Regions from separate parts of the Homo sapiens genome. Here region 2 is linked to region 1. The links are chromatin contacts, found by Hi-C or POLR2A ChIA-PET in ENCODE. All regions are on one chromosome and are shown on one strand. Each heading gives the region's core, a stretch centred on a gene start or an enhancer-like site at or near the end of the contact. The rest is flanking DNA. Distances are from core to core; before and after follow the strand shown. Region 1 overlaps LPAR4 (lysophosphatidic acid receptor 4). Region 2 has its middle 21 kb from the start of MIR4328.

The links. Hi-C counts contacts between places; a loop is a spot of excess contacts on that map. ChIA-PET counts read pairs that join two places held with the same protein, here RNA polymerase II (POLR2A). Pooled maps may share reads with other maps.
Region 2: a loop to region 1 is called in a pooled map, with 5 times the contacts of the local background. The contact joins two enhancer-like sites. A Hi-C loop is called at or near these places in 2 of 37 single-sample maps with no recorded cell type and 2 of 50 pooled maps. POLR2A ChIA-PET finds 5 or more read pairs at or near these places in 3 of 52 experiments (GM12878, HEK293 and activated T-cell).

The regions. Positions count from the first base shown.
Region 1 is chrX:78,752,145-78,757,044 of GRCh38, reverse strand. LPAR4 (lysophosphatidic acid receptor 4) reads right to left here. Exons shown (of 5, transcript NM_001278000.3): 5 at 1-2,254. The coding sequence starts at 2,175. The coding sequence ends at 1,063. Among named protein-coding and RNA genes, the nearest start is that of LPAR4, 6.9 kb to the right of the region's middle. Within about 2 kb of position 1,989, at least 2 of the 41 ENCODE cell types and tissues checked have a DNase peak (open chromatin) inside an H3K27ac peak, as active enhancers do.
Region 2 is chrX:78,919,984-78,924,661 of GRCh38, reverse strand. No RefSeq gene overlaps it. Among named protein-coding and RNA genes, the nearest start is that of MIR4328, 21 kb to the right of the region's middle. RefSeq lists an enhancer at 747-866. Within about 2 kb of position 1,686, at least 2 of the 41 ENCODE cell types and tissues checked have a DNase peak (open chromatin) inside an H3K27ac peak, as active enhancers do.

The DNA of each region.
Region 1 (4,900 bases), core at 740-3,239:
TCCTGGCTATATTAGGCTCCAAAATTCGATAAGAAAGAATAAGTATTTTCAGGTTATATATCTCTACTCCTCCCTCCAAAAAGGATTAATTCAGGTTTTAATAAATGTTTTTGCTTTATAGTTTGATTTTTTTGTATTACTTTATTTTTTTTTTCAATTTGCTCCTGACCTGGGCACAAATGCAGCCCCTTTCTGGCTGTGCTGTGCTCCAAAGTATAACAGGGAGGATAAATATTTTATAGAACCTAGTTTCCCAAAATGAAGATAACGTGACATTTTAAGAAAAAATATGTTGGTGTTGCTCAAGTTTTTTTATTGACACTTTCCTGTTTTAAGTAATTTTCCAGCTTTTACCTGCCAGACACGTATTTAGCAGCTTTCTGGCTTTGAAGTTTGACATGAAAATTTTAATTTGGTGTAAAAACAACGAAGTTTTTTAAACTCACACTGCTGGTGATTATAATTGTGTAAATCCTGTTAATTTTCTTTTTCTTCCCACCCACGTACATGCCAACGCAATTTGTTTTCTGTTTTCAAAATGCACATAACATATTTTACCAATGTTAAAAATTTGACACATTTCTTATTAATAATGTTAGGCTAAAAATATTCTTGTGCTAAAATAAACTCAATGACAGTTCAAAAAAATAAAATAAAACTAGCATATATCAGTAGTAACACAATTTTTTAAAAATCCCTGAATTTGTTCTATATTTATAGGCCCAACCTAATTACCAAATATCATTGGAATAGAAATACCTTTTTGAAAGTTTCAAAGTCATCTCTATATTATCAAATGCCACTAGCCACCTGGATAATGCGATACAATGAAATTCCAACCAAGCAGAAGAGTTTGGCAATCCATCTTGGTTGTTGTAATTAGATTTGACCTATAATTACTGAACAAAACAGCAATAAAAACTCTACAGTATACCTTCAAACAAATGTATCTGACTGGATTTGGTGCATTATTCTCAGTATCATTAGCTTCAAATCTTTAGTTTATAGCATAGGAAAAATTATAGGAGAAACCATATCTGGACCTGAACACATTTCTCATACCTAAAAGGTGGATTCTAGCATTAATTCACCACCATTATTTGTTGTTTGATCACTCACTTCCTCTTGAATAGCTGGAAGGGAAGGCTTTGTGGTCAAAGGTGTTTCAGTCTTAAACAGGGACTCCATTCTGATGTGGGCATTGATGTAGAAGGACTTCTGAAAGGATTCAAGGGTGAAGTAATAGATGAAAGGGTCAAAACAACAGTTCAGAGTTGCAAGGCACAAGGTGATTGGGTACATGATCTTTGCAAATCTTTCCAAAAAGCAATTAGTAATAGCTTGGGAGCGCACCAGGGCATACAAGAAGAGGACAGAGTTGTAGGGTACAAAGCATACCACAAAGACTGCCATATGTACTGTGATCATTTTCAGTACTTTTTTCTTATTGGTCCCAATTTGAGACAGAGTAGCAGGCTTGCGAAGAGTTCTCAGCACCACAGAAGAGCAAGAGACATTCAATATTAGAGGAATGATAAACCCAACAACTTCAATAAATATTGTGATCTTGGATAAATAAGTCTTCCAGACACGTTTGGAGAAGCCTTCAAAGCAGGTGGTGGTTGCATTGTTGACATTAGTGGTGGAAAACAAAGAGGCTGAAATACCGCCACTGAGGACTAGGATCCAGACACCAGCACACACAATGGCAGAATTCCTCCTAGTCCTAATAGTACGAGATCGAAAAGGATAGACAATGGCCAGGAAACGATCCACACTAATACAGGTGAGAAAGAGCATGCTCCCATAGATGTTGGTAAGGAATGCAGTTCCAGAGATCTTGCAGAGGGTGTCACCAAAAGGCCAGTGGCGGTTGAAGTTGTAAAATATTTTAAAAGGTAGTGTACAGACAAAAAGCAAATCAGAGACAGCTAGATTGGTGATAAAAATAGCAGTCTCACTTCTCATTTTCATGCGGAAACAGAAGACAAACAGAGAGACACTGTTGGTTATCAGACCCAAGATGAATACAACACTGTAGACAGCACCATTGAGATTATACTTGAAGGAATCATCAACAATGCAAGTATTATTGGCAGTAGCATTGCCCAACCTGGGTCTGAGGCTTGAATTTGAATCTTGGAATTGGAAGTCAATGAATCTTCTGTCACCCATGGACTTTTTTTTCAGGAGGCCTGCTGGCTGCAGGGGTTCACCACTCTGACACTATGGACCGGTAGGAAATATTTTCCTCCTATGAGAGACAAGATGGAACAAATAATCAAATTTGCCTTCCATCCATGATTTCTGTGTAATAAGATATTCTGTCCACCCAGATTGGAAGAAAACATGCACATTCCATTTGGTTTGACAAGTATTTTTTGAACATCTATTATATATTTAAAGGTACTACAAGAGTATGTTGCAGGAGCAGGAAAGCTCACACTCAATACAATAAGTGCAATACTATAGCATTGCAAATGTAACTAAGGTGTAGGTCACTCAAGAGTCCAAAAATATAAAATGATAGTTAAAACAGCATTTATGGGACTGCAAAACCTCTAACATTAAAGTCAGGCTTTATTCACTATGATCGGCTTGAACTTATCTTCTACAATAAGTACTGCCAGTATAATTATTTTATTTGGAAAATGCTTTTATAATGGAAGGCTTTTCCCTTCTGCCCAGAGTCCCTCCAGTCTGCCCACTAGTGATCCTTTTACACAGCATGATTCTAGCTCACTGGCTATATATTATTTTGTGAGTCTCAAGTTGATACATTTCAAATAGATCTCCCCAGTTTTCCATTCAGATTTTTTATGATTTCAATCATTTTATTTTTTATTTGCATTATGTTTAACTGACAAATCATAATTGAACTACATTTATGTAAGTACGAGGCGATGTTTTAATATATGTATACTACATGAGGTGATTATGTCAAGCTAATTAACACATCCATCCCCTCACTTCAGTTTTATGTTTCCAGGAACATATATATTACACCCACAGCAAGCAGCCTGCAAATGCCTGGCACTTCTGCTCTGCTGCTCTGAGTAATCAAACTTTGTGGGAGAGAAAGGACAGACAAGAAAACATTACATTCTCAATCCTGAAGAGAGGGCATGGGAAAACTGCCACTGTGGCCCTATTCATAGCTCCCATTGCTTGAACACACAACCACCTTTGCCGTCTAGAAGTGAGGGTGTGGCGCTGGGACTTAACACAGCATTAGAAGCAAGGAGTTCTATTTCTGACTCAGACACTGGTTCACTCTGTAACTTGGCTATACTCTCTCTCTTCCTTGTATAAACTTTACCTCTAAGCCTCACAGCTAAAGCTAGGAAGATTCAATAGGGCTTGTGAATTGCTTTATGAGCTTGCTAGTATTCGGCCCTACCTAACTACAGAGAAACATTATGTAAGTTTGTTTCTTCCTCCCTTCCTGAAACAACTGTAACTTTATATTTCTGTCTTTTTTGGTATACTGAAGTTCACATTAGGAACACATCCTTCTAGTGTCATGTATACCTTGTGCCTCAGAAAGCTCCCCTTGAGTTTCAGCCTTAACTACACAATTTACTCAAACAGGACAATCCAGGAGTGTGCCCTCAAGGTAATATTTCCCATACAGGTATGATTAAAAAACCAGAAAGACATTTGGCTCTTGAGATGATTCTGAAGAAGAATCAATATTAGCCTCTTTTCTTACTGGCTTCCTTTCTTTTGACTAAAAGAAACAGCATTTCTAACTATTAGATCTTCCTAAATAGCCAACATATTGTGCACTAAATAGAGGCAAAGGACCAACACTTGAGCTTCAGATGAAATGAAGAAGGAAAAATATATGCTGATGCAGTTAATTACATTTTCCACTGCAAGGAGCATTAAACTACTGTCTTCTGCAAACCTCTGCTCCCAATTATTCTGACAATTAATCACCTAAGGGTGTCAGAGAGTGTTGGGTAGCTGCATTTTTATTGACAATGGACAGGAAGCAGGTCCCGTGGAGGTTGACCAAAAATAAATCTGACCCTCAACTTTTAACTTCAATCTACACCTGGAGCTAATTCAGAGTGGCCACAATTGTTTCCTCTTTTTTAAAAAATTTCTAATGATAGTAAAATACAGGTATACCATATTTGGGGTCCTTAAGGCTCCTGGAAGAAGTAAAGTTAGCCTTTTGGCCCTATAAGGATAAATAACCAAATCACTTCACTTCATGAAGTGCTAAACTTTCAGATCATACATTGAAAACAAAGCTCCAACTTCTGGCATAAATATGCCCGGTACCCTAGAAAAGCTGACTTGCTTTTGCTCCCTACAGAGGACAGTCCAGAGCTCAGGAAGACAAGGCCTTGAAGGCAGAGTATACTAAAATTATTTTTGCTTTGCTCCATTTTTAATAAGCGCAGGCCAGGTCAGAGTGCTTCTGATCCCCAGAGCATTTCCTTGTTCTACTCTGGTCAAAGTTTATGAAAGTTGACACAATAGTTTTCAGAGGAAGATGAAATCTATTGTGTTCTTATGTATAGATACTTAGCAGTGAAGCAGATTTAAAAATACACAAATGTTGTGAAAAATACAGCTCAAAACAATCCTGCTGGAGCGATAGGGAATATGTTCAGACTGTTGCTTCTCAAATTAGTGGTTTCTAACAGATAAGACTCTAGGTCAAGTCACAGGCATAGGTCACACTCATACAGGTTTTATATCAGTGTTCCTATACATTGGTTGATGCTTCATAATAGTTTTTGAAACAAAACCTAGCTTTATGGCATTCCATATGGAGGGAACCATAGATAAATGTTTCACTCAAGAATGGAGCTAGGAAATTGATCTAAATCAACCTCTTTTATTTTTGATGCAAGAAATAGCCTTTTAAAAGTGGCTTATCTAC
Region 2 (4,678 bases), core at 437-2,936, 170 kb before region 1:
CAGGCGTGGTCGCTCACGCCTGTAATCCCAGCACTTTGGGAGGCTGAGACGGGCGGATCACAAGGTCAGGAGATCGAGACCATCCTGGCTAACACAGTGAAACTCCGTCTCTACTAAAAATACAAAAAATTAGCCGGGCATAGTGGCGGGCACCTGTAGTCCCAGCTACTCAGGAGGCTGAGGCAGGAGAATGACGTGAACCCGGGAGGCGGAGCTTGCAGTGGACCGAGATCGCGCCACTGCACTCCAGCCTGGGCGACAGAGTGAGTCTCCGTCTCAAAAAAAAAAAAAAAAAAAAATTCAGCAGAGTTTCCGGATACAAAATTTATGTACACAAATCAATAGCTCTTCTATAAACCAACAACAAGCTAGCTGAGAATCAAATAAAGAACTCAATCCCTTTTAAAATAGCTGCAAAAAAATAATAAAATACTTAGGACTATACCTAATAAAGGAGGTGAAAGACCTCTAGAAAAAAAAAACACTGCTGAAAGAAATTATAGATGGCACAAACAAATGGAAACACATCTCATGTTCATGGATGGGTACAATCAATATTGTGAAAATTGACCATACTGCCAAAAACATCTTTTTATTTTGGTTTAGTAAAATTCCATTCCCTTCTTTCTTTGTGGCACTGGTTATGAGCTGGGCTACTAGCCTCTGGGGCCATGCTAAGAGAAAATACAAGCTGAAGAGCAAACGATGCTGTGTCACTATGAATCAGCAGCTGGGAAATGGAAAGACATTTCACTAAAAAATGAAAGAGCACTTTACAGGTTTTCTTTCAGTATTGAACTTTAAGAAGATCTTCTCCCAGAGCTAAGTCTTTAGGTGGTTTCCAAAGTGTAAATAAAGCTTAGACCAGTGCAGGGAAGTTCCTCAGCATGGTCTCAAGACAGAAATGACTGCCTAATGAAGGTCAGGTGCTGGACTGGACAGTGAGTTGAATCAGCTTTCCAGGAGAATCAAAGCTACTTGGCCAGTCCAAAGCTAACATGAAGTGGGGGGAGTCAGAAGGAGGTCAGTGGTAACAAAACTCTCATGAAGGAGCAAAGTAGGCAAGGAAAAGAGATCTCAGAGAAGAGTGTTACTGAGTCAGCACTGTCCAAAATCAGCTTATGAGCTGGACTTTGCTTTCATGCTGGGCGCTTATTTAACTTTCTTCAGAAAACTATGAGAAATGAGGTTTTTTGTTGTTGTTTGTTTTTTTAGGATACCCTCTTAAACTGTACAACTTTGCTCCCTAATCTCATTCACCAATGTATACTGGGCTTTGGTAAGCTATAAATAGAAGGAAGTATCAGTTGCTTCAAAACAACTTTAGTGTTTCAGAAACCAATTTCTCACTTCTCCCATTAGAAATATTAGAGTTTTATGTTTTCTAGTCCATGCTGAGAGAAAATTTTCTCCGTGTTTGAATATTTGTTTTACATATATTTATTTTCTCAAAAAACTAAAAAAATACTTCTGAAGCTCACATCAACCAAGTTGTTGAGTAATCCACTCCCTTTTCATGTTTTCTCCTTTGCTGAACTAAAAGTGGTATTTATAATGACATTAAGATCCTATGAAATTATTTTCCTCCCACTGGAATTTATTTATGTGTAAGAGGAAAGGGGTGAGTAGAGAGCCACTGAACTCACCCATCACCTAAATGAGGCTTGGGTTTGGCATTTTGGCACAAAACGAAGTTGAGCTGACACATCTCTGAGGTTAGGGCTTCCTGGCTGTTGTGTTCAAGAGGGTATAAATTATCAGTGACACTAGTGACACTTTGTTGAAGAATATGTTAGGGGATTCTGTGCTGATAGAGAAGAGTGCATAAACTTTGAAAAAATGCATACTTGACAAACATAAAGGAAATGAGAAGAGTGGAAGAGAGAAATGGATTTACAAACAATACTAATAATAGTAATTATAATAATGACAAGAAGAGGGGGATAGTAAAGAAGTGAAAGGTGGAAAGATAAAGCAGGTAACTTTCTGCTTATCTGTGCCCTACTTGGCTTTCTGATATTGGGACCAGTTGATTTCTGGGTAATAAGGTTGGTGATTCAGGTCCCATGAGTTCTATGTGGTGCAATACCTGAGGAAATGCTACTAGACCATAAAAGTTTTGTCCTCATGGGCAACTCGTGAGGCTTATCCCTGTGGAAACTTTTCCATTGTCATTCACATTAGTCTGTAGATAAGAGCTAAATATACTCCCACCTAATGCCCATAGAAAATATTCGTGGGCTCTCTATTGCCAAATGCCATCCTGGAGATCAAGGCCCCATGAAACATGACAGAGGGCTCTCTGATCCCACCTCAACTACACAAGAATTTTTAAAATCCAAACCTCTGAGGTGAATGTGGTAGAGCACTGCAAAAAAAGGGGCTTTATTCTGTGTGGCCTAAAATTACTCCATGTGGAAAGCTTTCCGTCACCGTATCAGCTAACATGATTATATAGGAAAGGACATAAATTTCAGCCATAGAGATTGAGAGAGTATATTCTACTCCACTGTGTCCAGGAAACTCAGACCTTCTCTTCCATCAACAAAACCCAATCAAATGGTGATCTGCTAATGGAAATTTAAAATAGAGAAAAAAATAGAAAAATCGAAACAAGTATTGTATTCATCTCCTTTCACTGACTCCATTGCTAGACATGTTGCTAAAATAGCTCCTTCATTGTAAGAGCTTGAGAGCTATTGACATTGCAGATAAGAAAAAAGGCACATGTACCCTAAAACTTAAAGTATAATAATAATAAAATTAAAAAAAAAGAAAAAAGGCTCTAAAGTTAAACTCAGTCTCAAAGTTAATGTATTTATGCAGAAACAGAAGGAGAATTAAAGAAAACAGTAGGATTTCAACTCAAGGCCTTCACATTGTTCCTAGGATCATGGCTGATTACACATTCTAGGTCTTAACTAAATGTCATTATTTCATTTGAAATTCAGTGGCAATATACTTTTTCTCACTTGTTCTCAGAACATTTGGTGAGATCAATTCATTTATCCAGCAACCTTTGTTCCTTGATTTACTTAATTAACATTAATGTATTGGTCTTTATATTGACAGCATTCAGATCAGTGACAGGATTTTAACATATTAAAAGTAAATTAATATTTACCAAAGCAGCATGAGTGAAAGAAGAAATAAAACAACACAAATAATTTCAAGTTATTAAGAATATTAATGATGTTTGAGGGAAACAAAGATTCAAATATTCTCACTGTAGGAGTTCCATAAAAGATAACAATGAGTAACAGGTTTTGGTTTGGGGCCTGATTGTGAAGGAGGATCTAGAATGCCCGACCAAGTTTGGACTTTACCCAAAAGGTAATAAATACCTATTAGTCTATGGGTTTTTGCACAGATGACAACTTGAAAGTAGCGGTGTTTTAGGGAAAAAATAATTATGGAAACAAGGATATACCGAATGATTGATAAGGAGACGATATGGAAGATAGATTAGAAAAACCACTAGAATAGTCGATTCAAGAGGAAACAGGGTACTAAATTATAGTGGAGAGATTGAGAATAAATCAGAGGAGACAGATAGAAACTTCTTGATAAAAGAAATAGCAGAACTTGTAGCTTGAGAGGCTTCCACTTTTCTGACTGTATTCATAAAGACTGGCAACTTGTCACATATGAAGACCATGGGATAATTCCTTAGGCTCAGCTAGCATTAACCTACTATCAGATATGAAGAGCCTTCAGTAAATATTAACTTTTCAAATTAACTGGGAAAAGGTGGAAAACCATGATCTCTTTGGGTAACTTATGAGGTTGTGTGAGTAAGTACTCTGGTTATTAACAAGAAAATTAAACTAAATTCCCAGTTGTGAACATTTGCTGCTCAAATTTGATGTATCTGACAAGGTCACTTTATTTGTGCTGGAGCACCTTATTTGTGCTAGAGCTTAAGTTTTTCCATCAACTCTTTTGCGGAGAGATAAAATTTAAAATATATTCATTAGAAGAGCTTATAACATGTACGTTCAAAAGGAAAGGTTGATCCAGGAAACAGATGAAGTAACACATTATAGATCTGTTATGATGTGTCTCAGTACACATGGCCATTTCAAAAGTATACCTAATACTGCCAGAAAGTACAATGTACTGAAGAAATAGTAATTGGAATACTTAGGCCCATAGGGCCACTTGTCTCTAGAGGAGAGGATGTAGGCCAACTCATGAATTTCTGCAGAACAATAACCCCCAAATTGCCTCTGGAAATGACCTCCATTCACCCTCTTTGAGGTAACTTAGATTCTTGAACTAGCTGTGTCAATTTCCTTCCATTATTTGTCAATTACCTAAGTCTTTACTGAGAATCTGCCATGACCCAGCTCTATGCATCATAGGGAAACCAATCTCATAGGAAACGGGTGAAGTTGCAGCCTGCCCTGTTTCATGGTTACACTACTTTTGAAATAATTTCAGATAATCTGCTGAGTTTTTCCTCAATTTTTGACATGTGAATTATCTATCTCAGAGGTCTGCAGAGACTTACTTTCAGTTAGTTAGGTTAAAAGATAACAGCAGTAGGTTCGAACTCAGGGATAATTGCAGAAGAAGTCATCATTTGAGTGTGTGTATATACATACTATCAAATATTTGATTATGTTAATGGAAATAAAACGTCATTCCTCAAACACCAAATAAAAACAATTAAACC